Regions from separate parts of the Homo sapiens genome. Here region 2 is linked to region 1. The links are chromatin loops, found by intact Hi-C in ENCODE. Cell type or tissue: PC-3. All regions are shown on one strand.

Evidence for each region. A loop is a pair of places that touch in the nucleus more often than their neighbours do. Peaks named below come from ENCODE experiments on the same cell type or tissue, not always from the same donor. Only the 100,000 strongest peaks of a DNase experiment are listed, where the experiment ranks them.
Region 2: it touches region 1 in a loop (2.8-fold over the local background); 1 of 110 quality-filtered maps calls a loop at or near these places.

Annotation. Positions count from the first base shown.
Region 1 is chr5:130,648,250-130,656,249 of GRCh38, forward strand. No RefSeq gene overlaps it. Among named protein-coding and RNA genes, the nearest start is that of HINT1, 510 kb to the right of the region's middle. In PC-3, no CTCF peak of the experiment used is centred here; a DNase peak (open chromatin) is centred at 4,142; H3K27ac peaks cover 2,200 bases.
Region 2 is chr5:130,705,768-130,713,767 of GRCh38, forward strand. No RefSeq gene overlaps it. Among named protein-coding and RNA genes, the nearest start is that of HINT1, 460 kb to the right of the region's middle. In PC-3, no CTCF peak of the experiment used is centred here; a DNase peak (open chromatin) is centred at 4,984; H3K27ac peaks cover 7,789 bases.

The sequences.
Region 1 (8,000 bases):
TGTAAGTCAGGTACCTGTCAAGTTTTCCCAAGCAGGCTTTGTGAACACTGGCTCCATAAAGTCAACCTTAGTTCGTTAAAACTGTCTGGTAATATCTGATTTTATGGATCATTCTCAGATATGACATTCCAGTTGAAGCCTTCGTTATATAACTAATGTTTCTAATTATGTTGTGTTACAAACAGGGCAGATTCTTATTGAACCTGATGCAGGAGAACCCCAAAATTGGAGCTTAGCCATGGAGGATTCTTGGCTCTGCTCAGCAAAGAATTGAAGGGTAAGCTGACAGTGAAAGAAAGCAAGCTTATTAGAGCAATAGGGTATAGCAAAATGGCTGTTTCATAGACAAAGTAGGGCTATCCTAGAGGCAGAGTGGTCCAGAGTAGCACTCACAGATTGCTGAATAGCTATATTTATACCACTTTTAATTATGTACTAATTAAGGGGGAGGTTATTCATAAACTTTCTGGAAAGGAGGTGAGAGTTCCTGGAACCATATAGGGGAGCTTCTGGGTCATTCCATGGCATCATTTGTAAACTGTCATGGCACTGGTGGGAGTGTCTTATGAAAATGCATTACAATTCCTAGTCCTAGCTGATTTGGGATAGTTGCTTATTTTCATGGCAATATAATTATTTGCATAGGTTTGAGGTAGGAGATCAGCAGGACTTGTTTTCATGACCCTCTTGATCAAAACATTCTGTTTGCTCAGTTGCTTTTACAAGTGTTTTTAAATGGTTGTTTTTACATTTTTTCAAAAAAACTAGAATTACAACTGATAACACTATACTGCTATTTAATATGAGGTAAAACAGCACCAGAACATATGGAATGAGAAGACATTGACAAATTTCCAGAAACCTCGTACAATTTCTGGAATATTTATATTTATTATGTTTTGTCTATACAAATATAACTTAGGAAAGGTGAAACATCTCTTCTTATTTGACAGTGCTTTCCATTCAATTCAACATGTCAAATACACCTAATTATTTTTGCACCTGTCTTTTTACAAGATGAAAGATCCTTTGTGATTTTCCAGGGGGCTTTCAAAATCCATCTGGGATTAAGAAGATTTCATTCAATATTTTATTTCGGAAAGATAAAAATATCAAAAGTTGTCAGGAGGTTTGAATATTTGGTTAAAAAGGATTATGAGTCACTGAGAAATAATACTGGCTACCTATTTAATCAAAGTGATAACAAAAAGTTTCAAAAGTAAACATAGAATGTAATGTAACTGTAAAAACATTTAGCCCTTTCAAAAGTGGTAAGTCTTGGCCCTCTTGGGTAGTCAAGAACATAATAATCTCAACATAAAGCACAGGAAATTTTTCTGATAAAACATAGAATCTGTACCTTACCTTACTCAAAAGGTAAAGAAAAATCTTCTACAACTTATTAAGAGCAGATCAATAATCAAAGAAAAGTTTGTTATTTTAACAGAGAGAAAAGTAAATTCTCCTTTTGCTTTAGTATACTATTGATATTAAAGCTCATTTGAGAAAAACCTTATAAATAAATCCATCAAGTTCTTCTTAGCCAATATTTTTCTCAGGTCCACTTAATCATCTGGGAATATCACGAGCATGCTAAAATGTTAGGCTTTCAGAATCACAACATTAAAATTCACAGTTTAATATAGCTATATTCTTCCAAAAGCAAAGACTATAGCAGTTAATGACCTCTTCCATTTATCATTCGGATCACATTGTTACATTCCATTTGCTAGGCAAGAATTCCCTTCCACCCTGACCAAAGCCATATTCTGCCAGTTTTAACTTCTAAGTTAAACTTCTCAGTCAGGTGAGTATAATTATTTGATCAAGGATACTGACTTCTCCTTCCTTCTATTGCTTTTGGAAATGTAATCACTTGTTTGCGCTAATTGAGGATGCCATATGCCATTGCATGACATTTTTAATTACTCCCTTCTTCAAGAAAGTTTGCTTCTCTTGGTTTTCTGTTCTCCTTTATTGTCCTAGATAGGCATCCAAATAAGAAACCCCAATGTGATTCTGAACACTTCACTCTCTTTTATTCTTTATATTTTGTTTGTGCTATCTCTCAAATTCTCACTCTAATATGTTCTTATCTTTAACAGAGTATTTAAGAGTGTGAGCTTTGAGATCAAGCAATCAAAATTTAAATTCTAGATTGTTTATTAGCTATATGATCTTGAGAAATAATGATAATAGGATTAGGAATAGGAACAAGAACAAGGCTATGGCCAAGCACTTTTCTAAGTACTTTACATGTATCACTCATTTAATTATCACAAAAACCTATCAAATAAGTCCTATTATTACTGCTGTTTTGTAGATGAGAAAACTGAAAACACAGAGATTAAGTAACTCATCCAAAGTCACACAGATGGTAAATATTCAGCCAGAATTCACACCCAGACATTCTGACTGAAGTTTTCATGCTTTTAATCACTTCTTTTTGGTCTCTCTAGGTTTCAGCTTGATATCTTTAATTTGGTAAACAATAAATATTAGCATTATTATTAACACAAGTGCATGGCTTTATCAGGCTTTCATCATTTCTTACTTGGACTATTGCATTAGTCATTACATCTGTCTCATTGCATATCCCTAGGTTAATCTATCTTGCATTGTTACCAAGAATATCTTTTAAAAATAAAAGAAAGAACTAACCATGTTATTCACCTGTTTTAAATTTTTTATTGATTTTATTTATCTACCAAATAATATTTAAATACAGCATATCATTTAAGAGCCTTAACAGTTTGGATTCAAAATAATTAATTTCCTTGTTCCATATTTTATAATTTCTCTTTCTTGCTTATTCCACAGTTGTCTAATCTCCAGCCACACAGAAAGCTAACTGGTCCAAATGGTCTGTGGAGCTTTCATTTTAGCATAAGCTAGATCAATATGTTATAGCATTATGTTTAAGAATTATTAATCTCCAAATTTGCTGCTACCCTCCTAGCAGCACTCCAACAGTTCCCAGGTTTTCTTCTGTACTTTCCAGAAGTGGGAAGAAGGAACTTAGGACCTAGTGGAAACATAAGTTTCAATAGTCATCTCACTATGGTAGATTACGGATCAGGTATCACCCAGGACCAACTTGGTTTCAGTTGATAAGCATTAAGCAATAGTGTTTCTGGGTAAAATCTGTTATTAGTGCGTGGATGCCAGGTTAGGGATGAGGAAGCCAGGCCCTTAGAGAGGACAGTGTCCTGGTCCCACGCAATAGATCTGATACCCATAGAGAGGCAGAAAGCAGAAGCTGGAGCAACTTTTCCACAAGAGACTTGGGGCCTGAGTCCTGCAGCTCTGGAACTTGGGAACCAAGTTGAACAATAGCTTGGGAGCAGGCATTCTCCCAATTCAGAATAAAATGCAGAACAGCTCCAGGGGCAGAGGGAAGGCAATGGGATAGCACATTACTCAGCAAGTGGGGAGGGGAAGCACTGACAGAAAATTCCTCAGGCAAGTGGAGGGGGGCTCATGAAAAGACTGTATGAGGCTGCTAGTTTGGAGCAGACATGAGATACTCCAGAGATCCCAGGAACAACAGGGAAGGCAGTGTGACTATTGGGTAGCTGTGATACAGTGATAAGTGCTCTCCAGCTGGACTCATGGGGTGAAATGGGCAGGTGGGGCACAACCCAATGAAGCATAAATAATAATGTCCCTCTTTTCACCTATAGGAGGGATTACAAATACACCTAAGTATATTGCTTGTCATTTGTTTTGTGATACACTCTACAACTGATCTGGCTAGACCAGTATGTTATAGCATTATGTTTAAGAATTATTAATTTCCAAATTTGCTGCTACCCTCCTAGCAGTACTCCAACAGTTCCCAAGTTTTCCTCTGTACTTTCCACAAGTGGGAAGGAGAAGGGACTTAAGACTCAGTAGTAAAATGAGTTTAAATCTTGGGTGCTGAAGAGTGACTCTCAGGATTGAAAACTGATTACTAAAATCAGTCTTGATTTATGGCAGATTGCATTTGTCCACTGAATGCTAAAACATACTAACATCTGCAATAGTCAAATTCCAGGTCTCACAATTAGAACTTCATATGTGTTTTGCCTTTCCCACAGATGATTCACACTCTCACTCTATCCTCCAAATGGGCCTCAGTCACTCATCATCCAGTGATGATTCACTCTGCTCCTGTTTATACTTAAACACATCATACAGCAACTATTTTCATATATGTCATGGTTTCCTTGAGTGACATATGTTTCTGTAACGTTACTGGAACACAAACCTATGCAGAAACTCTCAAATTCACGAAGTGACCTAGAGCTCTGGTCAGGAGCCTAGAGCTCAGGTCAGGAGCCTGGTCAGGAGCCTGCCAGGTCAGGAGCCTGGCATTGGGCTCAGAATCTATTCTAGGCATAAAGGAGTCCTTAATAGGTAGTGTAAATAACTTCCTATTTCCTTTGTGTTTTTGTTTGGTAATAGTGAAACACTGGAATTTTGTGGATGTAGCAGTGTTCATGTAAGAAGAGGCCCAATAAGAAGATATTTTAAAATTCTAATCAGCCTCCTCCCTTCATCTCAGCCTAAGGCCCTCTGGCCTACAATTCCCTTTCTTAAGACCTCATTGAATTTGATTTCATTTAATTAACAAAGAAAAAAGCAGATATCTCATTCTTTATCTCCCTGCAGTCTTACTTATGACATTTAATCTAGTATTACATGTTTCTGAAAGCAAATTATTATTAGAGTGTTCATTATTGCTGTAATCCCTTACCTAAAAACATTCTGTTTATTTTGTTTCCCTGAACTGTCACCAAAGACGTCAACATTAATACTGTATTTTTCATAATTTTTGACACAAGCCATAGACACTTGTGCATCTTCTTTGAGGAGACTCTAATTCTGAATGTATGGCATATGTTCCAATGAAATAGAAAAAGGAAGGCTGGGTGCAGTGGCTCACGCCTGTAATCCCAGCACTTTGGGAGGCCGAGGTGGGCAGATCACAAGGTCAAGAGATCGAGGCCATCCTGGCCAACATGATGAAACCCTGTCTCTACTAAAAATACAAAACTTAGCCAGGCATGGTGGCATGCACCTGTAGTCCCAGATACTCAGGAGGCTGAGGCAGGAGAATTGCTTGAACCTGGGAGGCAGAGGTTGCAGTGAGCAACAGAGCGAGACTCCATCTCAAAAAAAAAAAAAAAAAAGAAAAGTAAAGTAAACTAGCAAAGATGGCATCTACAAGGTAAAGTCTTTCAATTGAAAAGGAAAGATATATAAAATTATTTCAATAATTTATGTCTTCAAAAACAGTATATTTTAAATAGTAAAAACAAATAGAAACCACATAGCCAAATTAAAAGATTCTTGCATCCCAGCATTTGATTTACAGTTGAATTATAAGTTAAAATGTTCTATGGTTTCAGACTGCAGTATGCAAGGAAAGAAAAACATGATATGTAGATACACATACGACAGTTTTCCAAATTGTAAAATGGAGGTAAAAATCTATTTGCATCCCCAGATTTCATTTCACAAAGATTTTATATGAATAACTTCTCAAGTGATTTCATTAGATTAGAAAAGAAATTCTGTTTGTTGCAAAGAAAGCAATCTTTCTCTTCATATAATAACTAGTCTGGTTTCACTGATGGCTTAACACACAGTCAAATCACTGCTCTGTGAAGCCAAGCATGATCTTCATAAGGGTCAGGAGGCAATGCACATAATGGTAGTCATAAATAGCTAATTATGGCTGCATGAAATTAAACAGTACCTAAAGCATTTAAGTTATAACCTCAAGTATATTGCATACATTTAAGAAGGACAATATGGTCTAGAAATACCCATAGGAAAGATATGTTTTTAATCTCATTAGGAAAAAAGAATTTTACTTGCAAGTTTCTAGCTTGCTGCTATATTGCTCCAATGAATAAGCAAATCACTTTAAACAATACCTAAATCATATGGCATACTGTTTATATTGGTCAAGGTTCTTTAGATAAATGGAACCAATAAGATATATAGAGATACAAAGAAGTAAATTTTTTAAGTGGGATTGGTTTATGCAAACACAGCTTAGAAGTTCCACGACCTGCCATCTGCAAGCTGGAGGCCCAGCCCGGGAAAGCTAGTGGTATACTACCAGTCCAAACTCAAAAGCCCATGAACTGGGGCCAATGGCATAAGCCCTGGTCCAAGCCCAAAGGCCCCAAAACCAGAAGCACTGATGTCTGAGGCAGAAGATGGATGTCCCAGCTCAAGTAGAGAGCAAATTCCCCCTTTCTTCACCTTTTTGCTGTATTCAAGCTTTCAGTGGATTAGATGCTTATGCACATCAACAAGGGCAGATCTTTACTTAGTCTATGGATTCAAAGGCTAATCTCTTCCAGAAACACCCTCATAGGCATACCCAGAATTATGTTTACCAGCTATCTGGGAATCCTTGAGCCCAATCAAGCTGACACACAAAATTAACTATCACAGTGTTTTCCTATGAATGAATAGAAAAGGAAACTGAAGGATAAAGATGGCCTTGGGTGCCACAGCAGTCAGAAGCCTCTTAGCCATGGCAGTGCTGTAAGGGTAAGGGCTGCTTTGGATAGGGTTGAGCAGCTAAGCGTAGGAGGACAACGAATCCAGTCTCCAAGGGAGCCTGATAAAGCCCCACCCTCACCCCAGCAATGACCGCCTTTAGTGCACAGCCCCTCTGCTGAGGAAGACCCTTCACCCAATGCCTTAGGAACCAGTCAGGTAGCAATACAAAGGCACGGCCCAATCCTCAACTAATCTAGACTAAACTCTCTGTACACATAGAGGCCTGGAAGTACTAATAATTCCAAGCATAAGGGCTATTGTGGTCATAATAAACCACCGCATTTACAAAAATGACAAGACTGTAGCTCCATGAGAGGGAATTTGGGGCTCTTTTATTCAGCTGAATTCTCGGTTCTAGAACAGTGCCTCACACAGTATAGGTGCTCAATGAGTATTTGATGAATAAATCTCTACTTCCTACATAATAACCAGTCTGGTCATACCGATAGACTTTATACAATGTCTGCTGTATAAACAGTGTGTTCAGTCTGTGTATATCAAATATCTCAGACACAATGATCAACAGCAATTTCAGACACATGGACATATTAGGCATATGTTTATTTTATTAGTTATTTTTAAATTGATCTTAAAATTTCTACAGTGCATAATACGGTTTCACATATTCTGAACCTAAGGTACTGCATAAAAGTGCATAAACTTATATGTACTTTTTTCTAAAATCATGTTAAGAACACTTAACATGAGATCTACCCTGTTAACAAATTTTCAAGTATACAATACAGTGTTGCTGACTGTGTTAACAACATAGACACAATGTTGTACAGCAAATCTCTAGAACTTAATGACTTGCATACTGAAACTTTATACCTGCTGAATAGCAATGCCCCAACACTGCCTCCTCCCCAGATGCTGGCAATCACTGTTTTACTCTTTGCTTCTATCTAGTGGATTATTTTAGATACCTCATGTAAGTGGAATTATGCATTACTTGTCCATGACGGGCTAATTTCACTTAACATAGTATCCTCAAGGTTCATCCATGTTGTCTTATATGGCACTATTTCCTTCTTTATTAAGGCAACTTTCAGTCATGATAGAACATGCTTATATCTCCCAAAGCCTGCATCTTCCCATGAGAAACTTCATCAATTTCTTAAAAGTTTATTCAGTAGATTTAAATGGTTTAATTATATTTACAATTAAATATAATAAAATAATGTTAAATTTTATAACTAACTAATGCATTCTGCTAGAACGGCATATGGCACATAGGATATAGCTTCAATAGTAATCACAGGCACCAATTATTTCGTGTTCATATATCCCAGATCCTGGGCTAAAAAAATTTTTATGCACTTTTAAAATTTTAATTCTGACAACAGTTCTGTGAAGAAAATATGATTAGTCCCATTTTATATATGAAGAAACTGAAGCTTAAGAAAACTATACATTCGAGAAAGTAAAGTTTT
Region 2 (8,000 bases), 58 kb after region 1:
CATTAAAATAAAAGGCCAGCTTGATGTAGAAGGAAGTGGTAAAAGATTGTGAAAAGAAAGCAGGGAAAAGTTTCTAAAAATCAGGGGTTGTGATCCCAAAGCTATAGTTATATGAATTCTAGACCAAGATTTTTCAAATTGTTCAGTTTTCCTTACTTTGGAAATAAAAGTCTTCAGAATCTTGATTATTCAGCAAGATTTTAATTATATATGTAGAGTTTTTAATCTATTGCCATTTATATAAATAACATGTATAATAACTTGTAATAAAATAAAATAATAGTTTATGGCCGATGACTCATCATAAGGAGGGAAATAAAACATTTTTAAATAAAAGAAAAAAGGAATAATAGAAGAAAGAAAAAAATATTTATTAAGTACACTCTACAGTGAGATTGAGATTTTTTTCAAAGGCAAATTATTCCTCTTTACCTGAATCACAAAAAACAATTATACACTTTTTGTCTGTAAGTGCCTATATTTATACTCTTTGCTTTCAGATGGGGTCCTTTAATTGCCCTAAGCACATCTGCAATAGGATGAAGGCAAACTTGTGGATTTGTACTTAAAATAAGAGAAACTAAAGTAAGAAGTTGTTTTAAACTACGAGAAGAAATAAAGCGTACACTCATATGGTATACTTGCAATTACTGATGCAATTTTCCTCTTCTAACCTCTCTCTTCCTACCCCACTATTCCAACATACTGAGGAAGAGAGCACACTCTGATAAAGCCGTGCCCTAGCCAATGTAAAAGATGTGAAATCAACAATGAGGCTTTTACTCTTCAAATTAGGAATAGGTGGGGATAATTTCACAGCTCCTCAGAGGCAGCTCTCAGGAGAACCACAAACACAGAACTCAGTGCCTGAGCCTTGCTGCCTCCAAAGGAAGCCAAGACCCTGTTCTCCCTGAAGAATAGCTATGAAAGATGAGTGCAAAATCACAGTGCTTTAGACTATTTAACAATTTCCTGGTAGCAGAAAATAATTCATAGGCATCTGTAGAGTAACATGAGGTATAACGATTCAATTGCATTTTGATTATGAAGAAATCTACTATGCTGGAATCTGCAGAAATATGAGTCAGTACGTATTGTTTTTGCAGTATTGTTGGCGCTCATAGTTCCTAAGGGAGAGCATTGTTTAAGCTACTCCTTTGCTCATCATGTAAATTATTTCACCTCAGTAGTTCAAGAAAAATGCTAAATTGCTAATTCCTTGATGCAGTTTCAGTAAAAGTTGAATCGTCCCCCTCTGGTTTTGACTGTGATGAAAGTTTTGTTATATACGTCAGAATTGTTTGTCAAGATGTTTCATTGATCAGGAAATGCCTTTGTCTATCCAAAAAGCCTAATGAAAGAGTCTCACAGTGAGCAGCTCTCCTTTTGACAGCATGAGTTTTTACTAGGTATATGGATGCAATCCTCAGCCACAATAGAAAAAAAGACAACTTTAGGAGTGCAGTGAAGTTTGGAAAGCATAAGGATGCCAGAGGAAATCAATGGTATATGTCACTTGCTTCACAACTTTCTATACTCGCCTTCAAATTACAGGGTTCTGTGTCCTTGGAAAGCAGAATTCTTTGTGGACTCATTTCAGAGTTTTCTCTGAATATGAATGCTCCAGTTCCCTATACTGTCACCAAGAGAGATTGACTAGGATGAACCTTCACCTGTATAGTTTGTAAAAACAACAACAAAAATCTCTTCAATATTAACATATACACCAAATAGTACAATGCCTGCACTTAAGATACTACCATTCATTAATCTACAATGTTCTTAATGCTCATGAACAATTTGGAACACAAATAACCTGCCCATTGAGAGAGCAACTGTATATTTTTTTTTCCCAAGGCAGAACATCTGTGAGTAAGGGGGTTAGAATTGGTCCAGAACCTACTCCTCTGCTCCTTTCTGCTGGATAGTCGAAAAGAAGCTGTCTGAAGAAAACCCAGAGAAAAACAATAACAATAGTGATATTCCCTCTGGGCAACACAATCGCATGTTAGTGGAGGATTTCTGAATACACAGTACCTTAATACAAAAGAATTAGAAGTCTTGTGAGAAATCAGTGGGGAAGATAATTTGTGGGTGGGAACAGAGAGTAGAGAGTTGAATTTAGGAGTCGAGGTTGTGCCAGTGGAATGATTGGGGTTATCATCCCACAAAAACCAATGACATACTTGAGCTAGTTCCTTCCGTTCTCTGAGAATTATGTTCCTTGTCTATGGAATGAGGACTGACAAAATTTTCTTTAAGATTTATTGAAGTTTGAATATGGTATGTAAGGAATCTTCTTTTTAAAAACACAACAAAAGATCACTGCAATCACACAGGTTGCCATTTTCTTTCCTACCTTGGTTTTAGGTTATACAGTTGAGGCAACATTTTCGTTAAGAAATCAGACCTCAGAATATGGCCCACCTGTGTTTGAATACTGGTACTTCCACCTACCAGCTGCGTGATCCAGGGAAAGTTGTCTAACAGGTCTAAGCCTCAGTTTCCCCACCTTAAAAATAGAGAGGGCAAGAACTGGCATTGTTGTGAACATTAAATGTTAATCATGTGGTGACCTGCAAAGTACCATGAACATGTGGATATTCATACAGAACATTCCACAAAATCATTGTTTTTTTATCACTACATTTTGCTCTTAGGAATGCTTTTACTCTTAAAGGGGACCAAAGACATTAGCCCAGTCATTTTTACCTTCGGCTTATGCAACAATCCATCCTTTTAAATCTTTTCAGAAGCCTGTAAAATTACCCATTTCAATTTATGTGATTGTTAGTTATAATTACCGATTGTGTCCCATAACCTTTCTCTCCTACCATTGCTTTAGATCTTCATTTCTATCACCTTCACATTTACATTTAAATAAACATAGAGAATCCTATTGACTCTGCCCATTTTGGTGAAACTAGAGAGATCTTTGCTTTTTCAGGCATTCTCCATTTTAAAAATAACTATTATTCAGCAAGCTTTTAATCACTTATTTTCAGGTTTCCAAGATTCTTCATATGCTGCCTAATTTTTCAAAAATTTGAAAAAGAGAAGAAACATTTCTGTAAAAAATAGTTCTTTCACGTAAAAAGAGTAGAAGAAAAATGTCAGAGATAAGGGGAGGGAAAGAATGAAAAGTCTGTGAGCAAGATGTCTGTCTCGTATGTTTGTGAGTCAGAGGAAGAATTGGGAAAAAAAAAAACCTATGGGGAGAGAGAAGGAAACAGATTGGGAGACTAATTTAAAGCAGAATCAACTAAAAGGAAGTTGAAGATTTGAAAAAATAAGACAGCAGCATCAAGAAGAGAAAGTCTGTTGAAAAGAGAAGCAATAAGAAAAACTTGTAGCAATTCATGTATATGACAAATTCAACCCACGTTTAAATAAAAATGCAAAGATTTCAAAAACACCAAAGAAGGATTTAATGAAAGGTTCTCATCACCCACAAATAATAAAGATTTTTTCCCTAACCTTTATTTTATTTATTTATGTTTTTGGACAAAGTGCATTTACTCTCAAATTTCTAAGCCTTATGTTGCTCTCTTGTACCATTTTCTCATTCATTTTACAATTATTCTTAAGGCCAAATAAGTTTTGACATGCAAATTTATGTTCTGTTCTTAAGTATGTTTCCCTCTTCCATCCCAAGAAGGTAGTTGGACTGCCATTCAAATTATCTATAAAAATTATCTAAAGTAGTACACTGAGAAAATATGCTTAGGCTTCTGGGTCTATGTATGTGATATCCTAGACGCCCCCCCAGATGTCATACTCACTGAAAGAAATTAAAGTTCTAGAAAGTAAATATTAATGCATATCAGTTCTTCCCTCAGCTGGCAAGAAACTAATCAATAATCAGAAGCCAAAAAATAAAGTGAAAGAACATTGCATAGGGATAGGTAAGTGTTCACCAACCCACCTGACTTTCACCTGGAGGCATCTGCTGAGCCTGGTGTCCCTGAGTATCTGTTCTGATGTTATGACAGGAACAGTGAGCCAAAGATTAATCCTAGCTCCTACAAGATGCAGAATCGAACAGAAGACTCCATATGCAGTTGGCACTCCAGAAGGCTATATCCCCAGTGCAAGGGTGAACTGGATATAAAAGCACATCAGAGAGGAAATCTGTTTGTCTTGATGGACAGAAAGAACAAAAAGAAATCCCCCTTATAAAGAGAACAGAATCACTGAGCCTCCAAAAGGTTTATAACTCAAGTGCTAAAGGGACTATTAGTAACAAAATAATATATTGGCTGTTATTTTTTAATATCCATTATCTTGACAAAATAAAGGAACCTATGTCCAGATTGTAGCAAAGAGAGGAATACTGAAAGAAAATGTATTTCTTTTATTGAACTTGGAAGAGACTGAATTCAGCAGCAGTATTCCTGTGTGGACAGAACAAAAGGATACAGACAAGAAATGTCCACTTTTGGGGCACCGAAAGGAATTTAATTAATAGCCTCACAAAGACAGAGATTGCAGGTAATTACTCAAGGCCCAACAGACACAGGGATCACTGAAGGAGTCCATGTAATTATTGAAGGAAAAAAAAATGTCCTTTCATGTTCTCTTTGCAGGATGCATGGCACCTGAGCACCATAGAGTCCTCATTCTCTCCTATTCTAACTACCCTAACTCTGATTTAAATAGCATCTCTGAAGTATCTACTCTGAAGCCAGCACTGAGATAAGCAAAGGTAACACAGAAATGAATGAGATATGCTCTGAACCCAGGAGGAGTATAGTCTGGGAGGAGAATGAATGAAGACTGATGCATTAGTTAAGTAACAGAAAAAATGATATGCAACAGATGTCTAGAATGGCAAAGTATGGTGGGAAAACAGGAGGCAGAAAATTAGCTTTGATGGAGACAGACAGTAGTTGTTTCTCAGCTGAATCAGAGGAAGGGGGCCCGAAGAAAAGGAGTAGAAGAGCTTATTTAGTGAGTAAGAATAAAAGAATGGTATTCCAGGAAGGAGTCATGGCATGGGAACAGGAACAAAGACGTGAAAGGACTTTGTGTGTTTACGTAAAGATAAAATGTGCTATAGGGTAAATCATCAGCCAAGTAGCAGCAGGAGCAGCTAGTTTCCCATGCAAGAAGCTGCCGGGCCAGGGGAAGTGGACTCCTCTGGTCAAGTTCTCCTCCACAGCAAGGAGAAAGATGAACCATTGCTGACTTAGGTATAGCAGTGAATCCCTGGGTATTTCTAGATACATTCGCCTGGGAAAACGCTATTAGCTACTAATTTGGGAAACATATGGAGTGGTAATTGGGGTTTGTGATGTGGGAGTACTGAGAAATTCACTTGCTGATAACACAAACACAGAGAGGACACAGGTGATGTCAGACTTATTATAGAAGGTTTTAAATTTGCATATGTATATAAAATGAGTTCTTTTACATCCCAAGAATCTATTAGAGGCCACAAAATGAAGACATGATGCATTCACTCATTTATCCAGAATTTTTAATCACTTACTGTGTATCAATTATAAGTCTAGTGCTGAAGGCATAGCAGTGAGGACAAGATCAATGCTCACATGGCATCCAATTCTACTAGAATCATCAAAAATTGATGAGTCTTGATGTAATTAGCTGCAGCAATTAAACAGATATGGTTCAAATGACATTGCAAACATGATGTGCATCAAGATAACCTGGATAGTTTTTTTTTAACAGAGCCTAGCTCCAGTCACTATCCATCTTGTGCTTTTTAAGAAGTTTCTCCGGGGAACTTTGATATGTAGTCAGGTTCAAGAAACAGTCACATAGATCATTGCTTCTCAAACCATCTGTGGTGAAAGTCCAAGGTGTTTTTTTTTCATGTTTGTCTTTTTTTAATTTCTGATCTATAGTAGACCAATATATTATAAAATACAATAAGAAGTTATGAGAGATTCTGCTTGGATATCTCAGTAAAGTCAAATTGCTCCAAAAGTTCCTAATTGTTTACCCTCAATTCCTGTACCTCCCTAATTGTGGTGGGCAGGTATCAGTTTGCATAGCAGCTCCAGAACATTTTGAGTAGTACTGGTCTAAATTACAAGTGGTTTTGAAATTCATAAAGGAACGTCAATGTTGTTTTGTGACCCAGGAAGACAGCACAAAGAAGGTAGAGGTAAGAGGGAGAAAAACCACTCAAGGAAGAATAGCATTCACAAAGACACAGAGAAAACCCTACTTCTTAGGGTAGTTGTCATCAACTATGCAGTAAATGTTTGTGTATGGTATTATCTTAGCAACTATAGAAATTAAACAAGTGAATCCTCATTTCTGAGAGACTGGTTGTCTAAGTCAGTGAAACAACTAAACACAGCTCATGTTGGTACAAAGTAATTTTTATATTTACAAAATATTACAGACATGTACCCATATATACATTCAGATATGCATATCTTTAATATTTTATATTTTATATAGATGAAGAGAACACATATATTATACATACCTGTGTACACACATACATGTTCACTTGTGTGTCTTTTCCAGTGTATTGTATCCAGGACTAATTACTATTGATTTTACACAACCATTCCAATACCCTCTTCTACAGGATTCTTTGTAGACAGTAAGGAGTGAGATATAGGAAAGGTAGTTTAGAAGTGGTCTATAGTAAACCTTTATTTGTTTATTTGTTTTAGCATAGTGATTTATCTTACCTAAAGGGATGTTCACCTCAAAAAAATCCCTTTGTAAGTCATTTGGCATTGTATAAACATCTCAGTGGCCCATGCCATAAAACAACACATCAAGGATGTATTTTATTACTTCATTCAGCAAGCAGCTTAAATATTAATTCTGTTTACTGTAGGAACTTAAAAAAACAATTCAGCTGCAGCCAAAGGTCACAGTAAGAGGCAGTGAGATGTCAACTGAGGGACTCACTGCTGTCTCTACTCCCCATCCCAAACTCTCCTCATTTATCCTGAAAAATGGGCAACCCGAAATGTAAATGCAGATGTAGTGTTCTTCCTATAGGTCACCTGATGACATCCCCAAAACTACCTTGTTGTAAATTTAGAATTTCTACTGATTAAAGTCAAACCCCATAGAGAATACTCCAAATAGGGAAAATTTAGATAAGAAAGATTAGTTTAACTCTTCTAGGAAGTAAAATTTTTATTCCTTTTTTTAGATTTCATTTACCCTATTTTGTGAATGAAAGGCAAAAATTCTTCCATGTCAATAAAAAAATGATTTGAATCTAAATTCTCTGATACTGCAATAGATATGCAACAATCTCTTAAATATTTTCCTCTTGGTTATAGAAAGATGTTCATTTCAAAATCTTCAAATGTGTTACTTTTATCTGTAAACAATTTATATCATAGTATTCAAACAGGGTTTAGCATTCTTAGAATTACATAACAGAAAACAGTGCTATGCAACTTCAATGATAATATTTTAGATGCCCTTATGGGGAATTTGTGAATAGTTAAGTGGGAGGTCTATATTTCTTACAGAAGTAAAGGAGGTCTGGAGAAGAAAATAATTAGCAATAATACAAGCACTGTTTGTCGGATATGGAGACAAAAGCATGACAGAGAGATTCACTCAGTTTGCAAAATCAAGGAAAACAGGCAGGAAATGCTTCACTACCTGTCTGTTTCTTTCTGTGTGAAAGTAGTGAGAAAATGTATTTTTTTCTGAAAGATTATTTTAAAAACCTGAAGTGTCACTTGTAGCAAGTTTCCAGCTGAGGTAGATGGTCTTATCTGTCTTTTACTAAATTAGGAAGCAGTGATTTTTTTTTCATAAGCCTTTTCTCATATGTAACAGCTAAACTTAAACCTTTGTTAAGCAAAAGTTAAGGAAGCTTCTTGACTTTATTATATTGTTTTGTTCTACTCCTGCATTGCTTCATTGCTTTGAGAAGACTGAATTTTCATTCATTCTTTTACCATTATAAGTGTCTCATGGGTAGAGATTCGTTTCTGAAAGCCATAAAAAATTCATCCGATTCATAATGGAAGAACTGGTTGTGAATT